Linked DNA regions of Mus musculus: region 1 is linked to region 2. A link is a loop called in an ENCODE intact Hi-C map of the cell type or tissue named here. Cell type or tissue: left cerebral cortex. All regions are shown on one strand. Links, peaks and the distances in the headings refer to the core of each region. The heading gives the core; the rest is flanking DNA.

Region 1 (9,326 bases), core at 576-8,575, 420 kb after region 2:
TATTCCAAGCCTCCAGTAAGTTCAAAAACAATAACCACCAGAGACACAGTCATTCTTGTCACACCACCTGAAAGAAATGAACACCAGTGGTCAGGAAAGGCAGGACTCTCACCAGGACAAGTTACTAGAGTCGCATACTAGGCAGGTGAACAGGAAATCTAGACAGATCTTGATCAGTGAAAAGCATTATCATTCAAGACGATAACTATTATGCCTAAGATGATCTGGAGAAAAATCAATCTGGCTATACCATGGAAGATGATTATAACACTTGTAAACTTTTTCTAGCATTAAAAAAACAAACAACAAGCTGAGCAAGAAAAGAGACTTTGCCATTTTGATTTACGGCTGAAGCAAAGAAAAATTTCACTATTATAAAAGTTTACTATAACTTCTTAAATACAAATAAGCACATTACAGCTTTCTTGCTTGCTACCAGTTTAGAAATTGCGTGTGTATGTATATGTAGAATATTAAATAAAATTCCTTATGTCGTTTCAAAACGTGTGAAATATTTTGAAGCCTTGTGATTTATTAACAGTGTAAGTGATAACGTTAGGTATAAAATTCATTTGATCTGGGTAGGGTTTTACGTAGCTTGGACAAGGATCTGGGTTTGAGTCTAACATCCCAAGAAGGAGGTGGAGGAGGAGGGCCGGGAAGTCTCCTGCTTTCCTCAGATGAGCATTCTTGGCTGTCATCTCTCTGCCTGTACTGTCCTAGTCCCTCTGCTCCTCCCTGGCCTCTGCTATACTCCTGTCCTGCACACCACACCTGACTACTTGTTCTGTCAACTACAGACTTTGAAGTAGCTACCAAAGAAAACAACACACGCATGAAATCCACATTTCTCTTCTTTACCAAGGAAGGGCCATTCTCTGATCCCAAATTCTTGCACACGCTCTTCCTCTCAATCTAGGTGATTCTTTTTGAAACCTAAAGTTTTATTCCAATATCTCAACTGTTCACCTCTACAGATTTGAATTCTTCTCTAAGATACTTGAGTCCTTTTCTCAGGATTCTCATTGTTACTAAACTAGCCCAGGACCCAAATTATTCTTTCATTAAAAAAAAAAAGTATGCTCCTTTTAAAATCTTTTTTGAGATATATTTTATTATGTGTAACTGTTTGCCTGAGTATTACATCTGAGCACCTGAAGGCTAGAAGAGGATTTCTGATATTCGGGACCTGGACTTACCAACAGTTATGGACCACCATGTGAGGTGTTGTGACTCAAACCTAGGTCTTCGGAAGAGCAGCCCATGCTCCTGACTGATGAGCCATCTCTCAGTCCTCGTGCTCTCATTCTCATAGCACTTTATCTTACCTCCTTGACTCTCAGACCCCATTACTTTCAACCTACTTCACAAGCCATTTACTACAACTAAGAACTACTTTGTGTTTTTAAAGACAGGGTCTTACTATGCAGCCCAGGCTGGCCTCCATTTCTGCTGGGATTACGGGCACGCACAGACACAGTGGCTTAAGTGTCATTTCCACTGTGTTGCTCTTCTGGTCAGAAGGCCTAACAACTTGGCCAGTGAGATGCATTGGCAAGCAAAGCAGTTGCTGACAAACATGATGTTCTGAGCTCAACCCCCATTTCCCACATGGAAGTAGAGAACTGATTTTCATAAACTGTCCACTAACCTCCATATGCAAGTATAACAATATTCTGAAACACACCACCAAAATAAACCCATAGCTGTAACTTAGGGAGCTCACAGTGCTGGTTAGTTCAGTAAGCCTTTCAGTTTCTTAATCTAAAAAATCAAGGACGGCCACACATCATGTACATACTACTCTATGTCAGCATGTCCTTGCCAGTTTATAAAGGCTTTTTCTTGAATTAAACTAAGAACTTATTGTACAGGACTCATGACCACATCCTTATGTGCATGCTACCTCCCACAATTCTCCCGACAACCAAGGGACACGCTGGCATTTCCATTTTACAGATGAGAAAAGTAAATATCAAAGAACCAAAGGAACTTTTCCAAAGTCATCAAGCTAAAAATGGAAAACCAAGGCTCTGCAACAAATTGGAACAATTTCAAATACAAATTCATCCCGATGCAACCTCAGATACTAATTTTTATAATCTACTTCTTACCAATTCAATGTGTTTCCCAGGATATTCAAAATGTACTATATAATACATTTCTTCAAATTATGAATTCCAAATATATTTTCATACAAATTTATCTTTGCATTAGAATCTTCCCATAACCAGAGTACCCTGGGAAAGCCTCAAAGAGTAATAACTATGGCTCTGAATTACTCCGAGGACTTATGTAGGTCTGTGAGAAGGAGCTATGTGACAAAAGTAAAGAAGACAGTGTGTGTGTGTGTGTGTGTGTGTGTGTGTGTGTGTGTGTGTGTGTGTGTGTGTGTTGCACATGTGCATGCATGTGGGTGCACGGCAGTGCTAGAGGACACCTGCTGCTTTCCTCTACTACTCTGCCTGATTCCTTTAACAAAGGCTCTCCCACTGGAAAGCTCCCTAGCCAGTGAGCTCCTAGAACCCACCTGTGCCCACCCTCCAATGGCGGGGTCACAGCAATGCAGTCAGGCCTGGCTTTGGGGATTGGCCCTGGGGATCAGAATGAGGTCCTCACGCTTGCATGCCAAGAGCTCTTGCTCACTGAACCACCCCCAGCCCTCTATTACATGTTCTATCTTAGCATACCCCAAAACCCTGTGATTCTTCAAAGTACAGCTTTAAAAATGAGTATGACTTTAACTCATTCATGTTTAAACATATTATGAATTGAGAACCAGACAAATCTGTCTGATGGAAAATGACCCTAAAGTTAATTGCTTGAAGAATCAGATTTCAAAGACTGGTGGATTTTGACATTGTCATCAGTAAGCTCATAATTCTAGTGGAACGAAGGCATACCCAAATAAAAGAACTGTGGATTGATAGTCTTTAAAGAGGGCTGCCTCAAAGATAAATCTTGACCAAAGCTTTGGAAGTATGAAGGTGATATGTATAAATGTATAACTTCTCAGTTAAAAATTACCTTTAAACAGCCAGGCGATCGTAGCACGCGCCTTGGGAGCACTCGGGAGGCAGAGGCAGGAGGATTTCTGAGTTCGAGGCCAGCCTGGTCTACAAAGTCAGTTCCAGGACAGCCAGAGCTACACAGAGAAACCCTGTCTCGAAAAACCCAATTACCTTGAAGACAATCCAATCCCCACTGTGCCCTTCCTGGAACAGTTGAGCTCTTAGTCCCTCTAACTTCTGCCCTGCACTCTGTGAGCCCAGGCAGTACACACTGCTGTTTTCTTGCTGCTGGGCTCTTCCCAGAGGCAGCCCACACTTCCTCAGTCTTCTCTCGCCTCTCTCTCACTTTACCTGCTAAAGAGAATGTGGAGGCGAAATACTTGCTACTTTGTTGAAAATGATTTCTAATTTCATTTGATATTACCCTTCTGCAGATTCTGAGTCGCTGAGCAAAATCGAAGTCAAAGTACCAACTGTTAGTCAATATTATACCAAAATTTGGTGGAAAATTTAAATATAAAACCAAATAATTTTTCAGCCAAAGAGAACAATGAACAGATTCTTACAGATTTAAAACTATTATTTTGCTTTTATGTCACTAAAATGAATAGTTACCATTTCTTTTATACAAATGTAACTTAGACGCTAAAGAGTTGATATGATAAATCTTTATTAAGGCTGATAAGTTATTATAGAGCTTAATGTGAGGCTATTCTGAAGCTTCATTATAACTCTGACTTTAGGAACATGGCTATCAATTGTTACACATAGACTAAGATCTCTATCAGTGAAAAACCAAGATTCTTTGAATAGGATTCAGATTAAGGCTATGTTGTACCAAGATGGTTTCTGTCATAAAGCATTATGTGATATTATAAATATGGTAGCTATTATTACATTTTTACAGTAAACAAATGTTCTTAGACAAAACAAAATCCAGTACTACACAAGACTATTAGCGCTTCATTTCTTTTAAACGATTCCTTCCTTCTACCTCGCATCATCTTCTTCCTAGCCACAAGAGTCTAGTCTACTACTGGCTCTTTTTTCTCAGATTGCCAACAGCCAAAAACCAAGCAAACAGAATCGATCCTATTACCTAAGCACGCAGCAGCCCCAACCATGGCATACAGCCCGGGAGTGATGCAGTCAGCCCCAACCTCACACCACTCCTTGAAGATAAACCAGTCGTGGTGATAGTAGGCAAGCTGCTCCACAGCGATCCCCACAATTCTCCCTGCAATGGCTCCAATGGCCATGCTGGGGATAAACAAGCCTGACGGGACCTGTGACAGCAAGGAAAGAACTTTTAATGAGGTAACAGTTCTCTAATCACGTGACTGAAAACTAGATCCTATGAATTTTTTTTTCTAACAATAGGCTCCATTCGTATCTTAATGAAACGCTAAAGTCCTTACACAGAGTAAACTACCACAAAATCCTGTTATATCAAATAGTTTGTTAGTAATTCTTAGATTTCAGTAACAAAGGAATAAAGCAGCTTCTCTAAGTCAAAGAGAAATAGCTCAAAATTTATCATCCTTTATCCTAAAACATCCTTAGTCTCTAACAAAGTTTTCAGTAGTCCACAGTAAAATGGAAGGGGGTAGGGGAGAAAGACAGGTATTTCCCATAAAACCAAATTTGTTCCATCTGAAGCAGTAAGCTCCCAAGATTGTCCCTCCGTTTTACTTTCACAAATGGTAGAAACAGCAGATGTTACTTCTCCTAAAGAGCTACAGCATATGTCAGGTGATGTTTCCAGAATTCCCAATATTCTAAATGGAATATACATGTGAATCAACTAAAAAAGAAAAATCTTTATTGGAAGAGATTCTTAAAAAATAAGGACAGAACAAATTGGCATGTTCTGGGACAGTTAAAGGGATATACAACACAAAGGATTAAAATACACTTCACAATCTTCAGCTATAATCCTTCAGCCAGAGACCAGGACTTAACAAGGGCCTGCCACCTGCCTCCAGCTTCTTCAGTGTTGGCCAACTACAGCCAATGAGACTCTTTGGCGTAATTCTACTGTTAACATAGGCAGTTATTGGGGAAAACAACCCTTAGACGGGACAACTCTAAGGCCTCTTTAACTCTGGTAGGAAAAATAAGAGTAAAACTAAGATTTTTTTTCTGTTTTTTTTTTTTTTTTAAGTTTGATATTCAATGCACTAAAAAAGGCAAAATAAAAGCAATCTTAAAACTATCAACCTTCTAACCTCACAGAAATAAAGCTGTTGCACTCGCTACATGAGCTCAGTCTGTGAAAGTATGCCATCGCTTATAATCATCAACTCCAAAGGAACTACAGGTGGCATGACTGACTTTGTGATTGATTCTGCTTCTCTATGTGGGTATTCCTAAGAAAGCTGTAGTTAGTGAGTCCAAGAGAAGCAATGTTCCAGGGCTCACAGCTCTAAGGCCCTGATGGATTGAGTCCTATTAGAGATCTAGCAACTTGATTCTGAGACCACAGTGCCAATTTAAGCTAACATACTACAGTGGTACAGAGAAGGTAGTATAATGGTTTCTCCTGGATTGTTAGCCAGCTAACTTTTAAAACAAGAGATTATCCTGTATTATCTGGGTGGATTAAAAGTAATCCTAGAGTTTTTTTTTTTCATTCGAAAGTGGGATTTCTAAGAATTAAACAAGAGAAAGATCTGGCCAACCAGGACTGGCTTTGAGTTGCAAGAAAGGGAACATAAGCAAAGGAAGGGATGCAGCCTCTCGAATCTAGAAAGTTCAGAAAAATAGACTCTGTCCCACAGACTCCAGAAGTTACTAGAAACCTCTTGATATCAGACCAATAAGTCCTTTTCAGATTCTGGTCTCAGAAGTGCAATCATTTGGATGAAATTTCATTTCTTATTACACATAAGGTCTTGGAGATATCATTATTCCAGTATCATCTCACATGAGCACTTACCTTGATACCAAAAGTGAATACTGTCATTATTATTTTAAATATGAGCGCTAGGCACAACTGCCAGATAGCTGAATATACTCCAACGCCTGCTGGACGGTCAGGAATATCGTCAACAATTTTACTGGCATTCATGTCATTTCTGTAGTCACAGAGAGAGGAGGATTCCAACGGCCCACAATCTGTAAACAGCTCTTTAATCAGTTCACTGGTGTTGAGCCTTGTGTATGGGTTGGGGAAGGCTATCACAGCAGTAATGGCTGCAACAATAATGACTTCGAGAACAGGATACTTTCCAAATTTGGTGGACTTGCGTCGACGACACCAGGCAATATTTGCCCTAATAAAAAAAGCTCCCCAAAGCCCTCCAAATACCCCTAGGAGAATAAAAGGAAACAGTTCAAAAAGGTACCATGGTGTATGATACTCCACATAAAAGAGGACCAGACGGCTGTTACCAAATGGATTGATGGATCTCAAAACAAATGCTGCCACCAAAGCAGCAAAAAATGATCTCCATAAAGTTTTGAGAGGAAAATAATAGCTAACCTAAAAACAGAAAAGAAAAATTAGTGCTATCACCTATTTCAGAGTAACTATAACTTGAGTAAATATAAAATTTACCTTAAGTAACTCAAGCTTCGTTGCAGTTTGAATTTATGTGATTTGTCCTAATTAAAAAGGGATGCTTTGACTATCATAACTACAAATTCACAATAACTGATAATGAATGTCTAATAATCATCTAGACTACCAAGAACTGTTTAGTTTTCCAAGAGTTTCATATCTAATACAATTATGTTAGCTATAAATATCTCTATAGTAACTCTTGTTAACTATTAAAGATGGAGCTCACTTGTCTCTTCTATAAAAAAATACAGATTCCATGAAGCAATGAAATTATCTCCTTAGACATCAGTAACTGTTTAAGAAATAATCATACAAAAAGAGAAAAGAAACAATCATACAAACTTCAAACACGCAAATCATAAAACTTTATTAAAACTCAGCTTACAGACTGATTTAAAATAGTAAAAATAAAAACGCAGCTGTAATTGAGCCAGCAGATAGATAGATAGATAGGTTTCAGAGGCTTCCACTGAGTGAAATTCACATTTTGCCAGTTTTAAATATGTGAAATTCAGCTAGAAACAATTACCACTATCTAAACATGAGCAAAAGGTTTAAAGCAGAAGGCAGGAGGAGAAGTGGGTCAGCAATAAAGTGCAGATACTGCTCCTATAGAAAATTCAAGCTTGGCACCCAGCACCTCCACCCAGAGGCTCACAACAGCCTGCAACTGCAGCTCCAGGGGATGTGATGCCCTCCTCTGACTTCTGTGGTCACTTGCAACTCACCCGCATATAACTCAAACACATATCCATACACAGAATTAAAAACAAATCTTAACAAAAATAAAACATTAATAAAAATTAAGTAATAAAAAATAAAACAATTTTCTGAAGTTAGCAGTTTTGTATAAAACATTTTTTATGGAGAACTACTTTGAAACTGTATACAAAATAAAGTTAAAATCGTAAGTTCTATTACACTAGCAATAAAAATAAAGTGTGCACCAAGATACAGTTTTAATGCGATTCTTTTTTACGTACCTCCTCCAAGCTAAAAAGAACTCCTCCGATCGGTGCACCAAAAGCCACAGAAACCCCAGCAGCTGAGGCGGCTGACAGCACCTAGGGAGAGGATGCAGTTTGTTTCTAAAGTTCCCTTACCAATCAAACAACCAAACAAGCTTTTGTATTCCATGCTATCCCAGGGCCATTTCAGACCTTAACCTACATGTCCCCCTTGCAAAGCAAGGAAGGCAAGTACTCATTTCTCTAAAGAGTTATTTTTTCTTTTCTGCTTTAATTTAAAACTCATTTGCACTTTTTCTATACTGTCAAAACATTAATGCCAAACATACAATGAGTGTACTATAAAGAGAAAACAATGAATACAGGCAACCTTCAATACTTAATGTTGGTACAAAGAGGGGAGAGAGAGGAAACTGTGGAATGGGGGTACACGTTTACTTATTTTTAAGTAGGACATCATTTCTCCAGATTTTGGAGCTAACTGCTTCACTCATTACTCTAACCCTTATGAAAGACGCTGCAGTCCATTAAACAGTTTCTATTATAACTCCCCTAAACCCTCTGAAGTATAGTCTAAAAGTACAAACAACAGCCCCTTTGAGTCACTAACTACGTGGTAAAGACAGTTTCAAGGAAGAACAAACTCCACACACTCTTGCAGCACTCCTGGGCAGCTGTCTGTGCCCTGATCACTGCTGCCTTCCCACCTGGAAAGTGATTGGATTATTATTAAGACTCTACTCCTTTCACTACTGTGATCCCGTGAATATCTGAGGGTACTCTAATCACTTCCTCAAATCATCTCATTTTACAAATTTTCTGGAAGAAAAGATAGAGGAGATAAGAATCAAGTTGTAATGCGCATAAATTGTTTGAAGCTGCAGGCAGAAGTCCTGCCTCTGCCATACACTGGCTGTGTGACCATAGTAAGTACCTCAGTCCCCCGTGTCTCCCTGTTCTTGTCTAAGACGATCATGATGTTACTTAGTGAACATATATGAAGCACTCAGAATACCATCTAGAATCCCATAATACAGGATTTGGATATGTCTTTTTGCTTAGCATACCTAAATACACACACACACACACACACACACACACACACACACACACACACACACAGAGAGAGAGAGAGAGACAGGCAGACAGACAGACAGACAGACATAATTATAGCAATAGCACAGTAGTTAAAAGCATAACTTTTGGAATCAGAAAAAATTTAAATCCATATTCTGCTATAACTTGTATGCTATCTAAAGCACGTCTGCTGGCGTTTTAAGTCCTAGTTTCCTAACTTCTAACTGATGGTGGTAGTGCCACAGTAGGATTACTATGGAATCAATTTTACAACGTAAGCAGATACTTCCAGAGTACCAGAAACATAGCAAAGTATATCTTTTGAATTTTCATCAAGGACGAAACTAATATACTTTTAAATGTTTCACTTTGGGAATATCTAAATACAAAACAAGAACAATACTTTAATGCTAATATTACAAAGTACGATATACCTTGTACATAGTATATAACTTGTATAACGTACCTTGTATCTACCTTGTATAATATACAAGGTACTATAATTATTTATATTAAAGAAACTGATAAAAATGTGTGTGTGTGTGTGGGGGGGGGGGGAGGTTACACTAGTAACAACAGGATGAAAGGCTAGGGCCTGCGTTCCGTCTTTGATGCAATGGAAAAGCCACACATTAACAACTGAAGATCTCTGTACCACACAAGGCTGCCCAGGTCTGGATTACGGAAACATAAGGTAAGACTCCC
Region 2 (9,326 bases), core at 522-8,521:
CTTGGACACATAAATTAGATAATCTTGGAGACACAAGTAAGCTGATGCCCACTCATGAAATAGCACTGTTTGGTAAAGTTTTGCCTATCTTGACTATTTTCTTCTATATTGGTACAGTCTTAAAGACAACTAAAAAATGTGTACAGGCCGTACAGATGGGAAGCATTTTTGTAGAAAGCCCTGGAAACAGAACTTATAACATATAAGCAAATATGGATTTTCTTTATAACTTCTGGACCCTGGCAAACACAGCTTTGTCTTGATGTCAACACTAATGCTAAATCCCTGACACGCCCCCCCCCCCCAAGACTCCCAGCCCCACTCTGTGTTTGTGACAGGGATTTGAAAGAGGTAAACTAAAGTTAAATGAGATTCTAAGTGTAGGTCTGATTTGATATAACTAGTATCCTTAAGAAAGGAGAAAGAGACACCAGGTATGCAGCTATCCCCCAAAGAAATTGCTATATGAGTGCACAGAGAGAAGAAAGAAATCCACACAGTAAAGAGAATGTTCTCTGAAGAAACCAAGTCAGCCAACACCTTGACCTTGGCCTGACAGCCTCCCTACTATGAGACAATTAATTGTCACTGGGTGAGCTTCCTGGGAGTATTTTACTATGGAATTCCTAGTAGACTCGTTCAGTTGTGTTTAGGGGCTACCCTCCCTATAAATAGGCCCATTTTTTCATCTCACCAGCCAAAACTATCTCAACAACTTGGCCTCAATGTATGCACATTCATACATGTATGAAAATTCACATATGAGAGAAATTCATCTGAACACAATTGTGTTTGCTTATTTTGTTCACTCTGCTTTTCTCTGCTCTGTGGTGCTGAGGACTGAGCCTAGGATTCTGTACATGCCCAGCGAGTACTCTCTCACTGAGCTCTGCCTCTGGTCCTGAACATGGTGTTTAAAAGCATGGCTATCTCTCTGCTTGTGGAATAAGACCCTGGTAAATTAAAAACAAGTTTTTCTTTGTCCTCTTAGTTTTAAGAGAAGGGCTTGGGGATTTAGCTCCATAATAGAGTGAGTGCTTGCCTAGCAAGCATAAGGCCCCGGTTTCAGACTTGAGATCCTGAGGTGTGGGGGAGACAAAATAACAAAAGTTTTAAGAGAATCAGGCTGAGCATGACCTTGTTTGGTTTTAGACTTCAACCATGACAAAGATCATAACAGAATATAAGTTTCCAATCCAGCTGTGAAATCCGTCTACTAAAACTTATCACCCCACCCACCTAACCCCCTGCCCCCACTCCCCACCCCCATCTCCTTTCTTGAGCTTGTATCCATCTTACAAGCAAGACATATTCCTTGTATAAAATCACTCACCTCTTCTGCTCTCTGAGAGCAATGAATTGTTTCCAACGTCCTTTAAAATTCATTGCATTCCTTGGCAGAGAATAAGGACTCAATAAATGTTTGGATAAAGGATCTGGGCCCTTCTGTTCTATCCTCTGGCAATCTTAAACTAAGTCTTAATCTTAAACTAAATCTTAAACTTAATCTTAAACTAAGAGTCACCTATACATTCATCTTGCTTCCTGGAAACAACTGCTCCTGCACCCTTGATGAAGCCAGAGTCCTTCCTCTCTGTCAATAAGTTTTAACTTGTGACTCCAGACTGACTGAATGCCGAGCTCTCCTCCTCTTAAATCTTGACAGCCTGTGGTGGTTTGAGTGTGAAATCTCTCCTGTAATACTCAGTGAGGCTATTAAGGAAAGTCCTAAAACCTTTAGACGAGAAGCCTCTCTGGAGGAAACGGCTCACTAGGGGAAGGCCTTGAGGTCTCAGTGGGGTCCAGGCTTTCATTTAACTTGCTGCTTCCCAACTGTAGAAATCATATGATCACTATTGAATATGCCAGCAAGATTTTGCTGAAAGGACCCTGATATAGCTGTCTCGAGTGAGGCTATGCCAGTGCCTGGCAAATACAGAAGTGGATGCTCACAGTCATCAATAGGATGGAACACAGGGCCCCCAATGGAGGAGCTAGAGAAAGTACCCAAAGAGCTGAAGGGGTCTGCACCCCTATAGGTGGAACAACAATATGAACTAACCAGTACCCCGGAGCTCGTGTCTCTAGCTGCATATGTATCAGAAGATGGCCTAGTCAGCAATCATTGAGAAGAGAGGCCTCTTGATCTTGCAAACTTTATATGCCCCAGTACAGGGGAATGCCAGGGCCAAGAAGTGGGAGTAGGTGGGTAGGGAAGCAGGGCAGGGGGAGGGTATAGGGAACTTTCAGGATAGCATTTGAAATGTAAATAAAGAAAATATCTAATAAAAAATAAAATAAAATAAAAAAGAAAAGAAATCTTGTGATCAGACACTTCAGTCTCCTGCCTCCGAGTTTCTCGGCCAATATGCCCTGAACTGTAATCCAGAGTGGCCCTCTGGTCCTTTAAGTTGCTTCCCCACGGGATTTGGTTACAGCAACAAGGAAGAACGACTAGTATGCAGCCTTTCCCTTGGACTGTGGTTTTGGTCTGTGGTGTATTTCTATAACCACAACCACCAATACCCCCACATCCTTTTACCTTCTCTGATGGGTCACTTTGTTTCCCTACCTGGCCAGAATCACCATTCACCTTATAACCAGGAAGCATCTCAGGTATTTTTCCTGTCTAATTCCAGGAGGTGGCAGTTTAAGTGGGGTTTGTCTCCATAGGCTCTCGTATTTAAACACGTTGTCCCCAGTTGGTAAGACTATTTGGGAAGTTGGGGAGGTGGGGTCTTGTTGGAGGAGGTATATTGCTTGGAGAAAGCTCCTAAGTTTCGAGCACCCACATCTTTCCCAGGGATCTCTCCCTGCCTCTTTCCTGAGAATCCAACTGTAATCTCTCAGCTACAGCTTCAGCGCCATGCCTGCATGACTGCCTGCTGCCATGCTCCCTGCCATGATGGCCAAAGAATCTAACCCAGCAGAACAGTGGACACTGAATCGAATGTTTTCTAAGTTGCCTTGGTCATGGTGTTTTATCAAGACAATATTTAAACTTAACTAAAACACAGAAAAGTCTGCATAGAAAACGCAGCAAGCTTTTTTTTTTTTAAAGAATCTTTATTTCATGATTTGATGGTCTTAGAGTCTATGCCTCGTGCTCTGTCTTCAGAGTGTACGAGTGCAGGAAGAGGCTGGCCTCCAACACTGAGAAGTCAGGCTATCTGTGGCACGTATTATTTTTAGAGTCAGAATGGTTATAACTCCAAAGCCCCTCTTGCCAGCCCGAGGACCATCCTCTTGGATGCAAAGTCCTTGCCTGACACAGCTAGTTTAAGCTACAGTGGTCAAATAAAGCTGACACCTCAAACGTCATGAGATGTCCTGTTCCCAGGGACAAGCTTGAACCCTGAGTTTTCAGCTGTTCTTTATTAATTTTGGAATTCACTCACTATATGGCCCAGGCACCTCAGCTTCCAAAAGTACTCCTTGAGCGATTCATTCACCGCTCCCTCCTTTAAATAACTGTGAACTTAAGACAGTTTCTCTTTGTATGGTCATCAACCAGGTAATTTCATACTCGATAATCGCTTTATCTTCACCATACCCAACACACTTTCAACCGAGCACTTACACAGTGGAAGCTTTGGAACTCAGTGGGAGAAGAGGCTGAGAATCGAGGAGACTGCAGATTTAGTCTTCAAATTTGGGGTTGGGAGTAACTATCCCCACTTACTCTACCGGGCTTCTACTTTGTAAAGTTACCTGAATTCATCTGGGTCCCCTTGAAGATTTGGGGGGTGGGGGTGAGAGAGGGAAGGGAAAGAGAGACAGAAAGGGACAGAGAGATAGAGAGAGACAGGGAGAGACAGAGAGACAGACACCTTGATACTGAGAAACAAGGCTAAGCACCTATTATAATGCCTGCTGCAATGGAATAAAACTACCACCAGAGGGTACTAAAGGACCAGGATCCTGAGATACCATCAGCTTCCAGAGGCTCATTTCAAAGATCTGAAGGGGAGGGTTTGGGGGGCTGGCCAATAGCAAAGCTGTGCTGCGAGGCTCTGAGCAGTTGCGAGACTCTGAGCAGCAAGGTCAAGAATCCACGCTGCGTTTATGTGAATTCGGGCACCGATCCCTGTTGTTATCGTGCATCACAGCAGGGCCTAGCGGTTTTCGTCTCTCCAAGCCCATCCCTGACCAGTGACTTGGGCTGCCTGTGGTCAGCTGCCATAGGCCGGCCGGCGGGGCGGGAGAGGGCACCCGGGTCAGCCACTGCCCCTCTGTGGATGGACTTTGTCCCTTCTGCCTCCTGACCCGGGTCTATTTAGATCTCAGACACCTACCGCAGCCGGTAGGCAGGCAGATTGGGTGGCACTACACAGGGACAGCTAACAGTGCATCCCGAGTGACTGGCTTTCTGAATCCTGCTCCACGCGACCAGCAGAGACATGAATTACTCACGGTTCCTCACTGCAACGAGCCTGGCCAGAAAGCCATCTCCCATCAGAACTACAGGTGAAAAACAAAGCCAGAGCCCTCCCTGCTCTGCAAGAGTGGAGTTTTCTTAGCGGAAGCTCTGCATGGTGCCCTGTTTTGGCGCTCACCGCTAGGGTTTGTGCCCATTCATTCAAGTGTGAAGACAACCTGTGAGCATTAGTGAAGGAGGAGTTATTTAACTTTTGTTCACTAAGAGCTTGGCTTGGAAGGCAAGGCAAGGCAGTGAGTATTTTTGCTGAGGTGTTGGAGATGAGCCAAAGGGCCAAGCATGAGGCACATCTTTCAAGCCAGCTGTAGAGAAAGGCTCTTAAAGGACTGGGGAATGGGACCCAGAGGTGGAGTTGGGACACACACAGGTATTGGGCAACAGGGAAAAAGGCCTTCTGCTGCTGGGGCCCTCTCCATTTTTCTTCGCCATCTGCATTCTTGGATTCCTCCCCCAGTGAGAAAGTCTAGAAAAATTTACTTTGTATTTATTTCAGACTAGCATTCAGTCTTAGCCCAGTATGCTGCTTTGTCAGACTAGAGGAGAGGAGTGGTAATTTAATAAACAGCAAGAATGTTCTGTCGGCTCTGGAGACTGCCATGCCCAACATCAGGTACCCAGTGAGGACAAATCCAAATAAATGATGCTTCTCGCTGCAGCTCGGTCTCTTCTGTAAGAACACTAATTCCATTTCTGACGGCAGAGTTTTTAATGATCTAATCCCATCTTTAATATAGCATATCAAGTACTAGAGTCGAGTATAGGACTTGGTCAGGGACATTAATGTTCAGACCACAGGACGGTGGACACATTTTTTTTCTTCTTTTTGTGTTTATCATAGCGGACATACTGAGCAAAGCACCAAAAACCCTCATCTCCCTGGCTCCTGGATCTCCAAACCCGAGCATGTTCCCCTTTAAGTCAGCTGCCTTCACTGTGGAAAACGGAAGCACCATCCGGTTTGAAGACGACTTGATCAAAAGGGCCCTCCAATACTCTCCAAGCTATGGGTAAGTAAGTGACCAATAGACGGTAGAATTCTATTGGTTCATTTTTAAATGCCATTGATGATGTGACTGAGATCTTTTGTTAATGGGGTGTACAATGACTGGGGAAGTTGGGAGAAGACTTTAAAATATTAAAAGCAAAATCAGTACTAAATGCTTCACACACCCCAGTGATGAGCTTTCAACCTTAAGTGACTGGGAGAGCCAGAGAAACATCTACAAGGAAGTCCCATTTGAGCTGAGTATGATACTGAAAAGAACAGTGGGAAGAGCATCACAGTGGGAAGAAAGGAAATGTATAGAACAGTCCTTGGATGTTCTGCACACACACACACACACACACACACACACACACACACACTTCCTCTCCCCTCTGGATCCACTCCCTTTCTGTCTCTCATTAGAAAAGGACAGGCTTCTAAGAGATAACAACTAAACATGACAAAATAAAATATAAGATGAAGCAAAAACTGTCATATTGAAGTTGAACATGGCAACCCAACAGGAAGGAAACAGCCCCAAGAGCAGGCGAAAGAGTCAGAAACACACTCGTTCTCAGAGTCGGGAATCCCATAAAAATACTAAGCTAACAGCAATAATATAAGCAGAGGACCTGGTACAAACCCAGGTAGGGCCTGTGCTTGCTATTTCAGTCTCTGTTATGTACCTTACTTAATTGATTCAGAGACCCATGTTCTCCTGGTGTCCTCTATCTTCTCTGACTCTTACCTCTTCCTCAAGATTCCCTGAGCCCTGAGGGAAGGGATTTATTTGATGGAGAACTCCAATTTACACTCTATATAGAATGTCTGGCTGTGGGTCTCTGCATCTCTTCCCATCTGCTGCTAGAAAAAGCCTCTCTGGTCGCAGCAATGAGCTATGACTATACCAGAGTATCATTAGGAATCATTTGTTTGTTTGTTTGTTTGTTTGTTTGGGGTTTGGTTTTGGTTTTACCAGTTGTGTTTGATTTTTTTTCCTGGTTTCCCAAGCAGTGCGGGTACAGGCTCCTTCCCATGAAGTGGGCCGGAAGTCAAATCAGACATTGGTTGGCTGCTCCCACAAGCTCTGTGCCACCACTGCCCTACAGATTGTGTCCACCTTTCTCTTTTAGTACTCCTAAGAGTAGCTTCCCATACCGAAGAAACTGGGATGTAGGGATGAAGGCTCCACATAGGCACCAGCTTGACTGCCTTGTTATGTGGGTGTTGTCCTCAGCAATGAGACCCTGCAGAGTCTGCAGAGTTCATCCTTTTTCTCAGTAACAGCCTTAGTTGTTTGAGGATATCCATGGGACCCCCTTGGCCAACAACTCAATGGAATGCAACCCAGTCCTGCCACTGGAAGTCTCGCCTGGCATCAAGTGATAACCTGTCAGAACTCCTTTTCCGCCATTACTAGAAGTCATCATCGTTCCCTCTTCTCTCCTGCAGACTGTTTTTTTTTTTTCTTTTCTTTTTTTTTTTTTTTTACATAACCTCTCCAGATCTATGGAATTTATCTTGTTTATTGATTGTTTAAGTGATATCCACTAATAAGTCAATAGATACCTACATGCCATATATGTCTTCCTGGATCTGGGTTACCTTACTTGACTTATAAGTCAATAGATACCTACATGCCATATATGTCTTCCTGGATCTGGGTTACCTTACTTGACTTATAAGTCAATAGATACCTACATGCCATATATGTCTTCCTGGATCTGGGTTACCTCACTTGACTTTTTTTTTCAAATTCTGTCCATTTACCTGCATATTTTATGATGTCAATATTTTTAACAGTTGAGTAATTCTCTATTGTGTAAATGTGCCACATTTTCTTTATCCATTCTTCTGTTGCAGGACACCTAGGTTGTTCCCAATTTCTGGCTATGATGAATAAAGCCACAAAAAAACATGGTTGAGCAAATGTCCTGTGATAGGTTGGAGCATCTTTTGGGTATATGCCCAAGAGTGATCTAGCTGGGCCTTGAGTTTGATCAATTCCCAATTTTCTGAGGGACTGTATTATTGATTTCCATAGTGGCTCTGATTACTTTATAAAGAATTCTCTGTTTAGATCTGTATTTCCATTTTTAATTGGTTTGTTTTTCTGATATCTATTCAAGAATTCTTTATATACTTTAGATATTAGCCCTCTATCAAATATGGAGACAGTAAAAACTTTTCCTACTCTATAGACTGCCATTTCATCCAATTAATGGTGTCTTTGCTTTTCAGTTTATTAAGTGTTGATCTTAGTGCCTGCACAATCTGTGTTCTGTTCAAGAAGTCTCCTGTGCCAGTGCGTTCAAGGCTCTTCCCCACTTTCATTTCCACCATGCTCAGTGTATCTAGTTTTATGTTGAGGTTTTTTATCTGTTTGGACTTGAGTAACGTACAGAGTGATAGGTTTGCAACTATTTGCACTCTTCTACATGCAGCCATCCAATTTGACCAGAACCATTTGTTGAAAATGCTGTCTTTTTTCCAGTGTATATTTCTGTTTTTTTTTTTTTATCAAAAACCAGGTGATGTGTAGGTATGTAGATTTATGTCTGAGTCTTCAATTCAGTTGATCAAAGTGTCTATTTTTATGCCAATACCACACAGTTTTTATTACTATAGTACAACTTGAAATCAAAGATGGTGATGCCTTTAGCAGTTCTTTTATGTTCAGAATTGGTTTAGCTATCCTGGGTTTTGTTTTCTTTTATTTATTTGTTCATTTGTTTATTTTTATTTTTCCATATGAAGTTGAGAATTCCTTTCAAGGTCTGTGAAGAATTGATTTGTGATAGAATGGCCATTTTTACTGTGTTGACCTACTGATCCATGAACATAGGAGATCTTTCCATCTTGTGAATCTTCTTCAAACTTCTTTTTCAAAACGTGATGTTTTTGTCATACAAACTTTTCCATTTGCTTGGATAGAGTTAAATAAAGATGATTTATATTATTTGAGGCTATTGTAAAAAGTGTTGGTTCTCTGATTTCTTTCTCTCTTCGTTGTTTGTTTATAGAAAGGCTACTGATTTTTTAAAAATTAACCTGGTATCCACCTACTTCTCTGAAAGTGTTTGTCGCTGGACAAGTTTCTTGGAATATTTTTCGATCACTTATCATATCATCTGCAAATAATATTTTGACTTCTTCCTTTCCTATTTGTATCACCTTGCTCTCCTACAGTTTGTCTTACTGCTCTAGCTAAAACTTTAAGTATTGCATTGAACAGTTATGAGTAGAGAGAACAACCTTTTCTTGTCTCTGCTATTGTAGTGGAATTGCATTGAGTTTCTCTCGATTTAACTTGATGTTGTCTATGGGTTTGCTGAAAACTGCCTTTATATGTTGATGTATGCCTCTTGTATCACTAATCTTTCTAGGACTTTTATCATGAAAGAATGCTAGATTTTGTCAAAGGCTTTTCAGCATCTAAGGAGATGATCTTGCAGAGTTTTTTTTTTCTCTTTGTTTATATGATAGACTACATTTATCAATTTATATATGTTAAGCCATTCCTGCATCTCTTGGATGAAGCCTACTTGATCATTGTGAATGATTTTTTGATGTGTTCTTGGATTCAGTTTGCAAGTATTTTCTTTATTTTCATGTCTATGTTCATAAGGGAAGTTGGTACATAATTCTTTCTTTGTTGGATCTTTATGTAATTTGCATATAGGTGTGAGTGTAGCCTCATAAAATGAATTTGACAATATTCTTTCTATATCTATTTTGTGGAATAATTTTAGGAATATTGCACTAACTCTTGTTTAAAAGTCTGGTAGAACAAAATAGAAGTAGAAGGTATTCTACCCAACTCATTCTATGAAGCCACAATTATTCTGATACCTAAACCACAAAAAGACCCAACAAAGATAGAGAACTTCAGAACAATTTCCC

What was found. Peaks named below come from ENCODE experiments on the same cell type or tissue, not always from the same donor. Only the 100,000 strongest peaks of a DNase experiment are listed, where the experiment ranks them.
Region 1: it touches region 2 in a loop (2.8-fold over the local background); 1 of 42 quality-filtered maps calls a loop at or near these places.

The regions. Positions count from the first base shown.
Region 1 is chr8:60,923,122-60,932,447 of GRCm38, forward strand. Clcn3 (chloride channel, voltage-sensitive 3) reads right to left here. Exons shown (of 13, transcript NM_173873.1): 8 at 7,560-7,640; 9 at 5,950-6,495; 10 at 4,111-4,297; 11 at 1-67. Among named protein-coding and RNA genes, the nearest start is that of Hpf1, 37 kb to the left of the region's middle. In left cerebral cortex, for the core only: no CTCF peak of the experiment used is centred there; a DNase peak (open chromatin) is centred at 4,807.
Region 2 is chr8:60,501,813-60,511,138 of GRCm38, forward strand. It overlaps Aadat (aminoadipate aminotransferase), which reads left to right and starts at 4,312. Exons shown (of 13, transcript NM_011834.2): 1 at 4,312-4,467; 2 at 5,277-5,445. The coding sequence starts at 4,401. In left cerebral cortex, for the core only: CTCF peaks have their summits at 3,899 (motif pointing right) and 4,561; DNase peaks (open chromatin) are centred at 3,953 and 4,324; H3K4me3 peaks cover 798 bases; H3K27ac peaks cover 401 bases.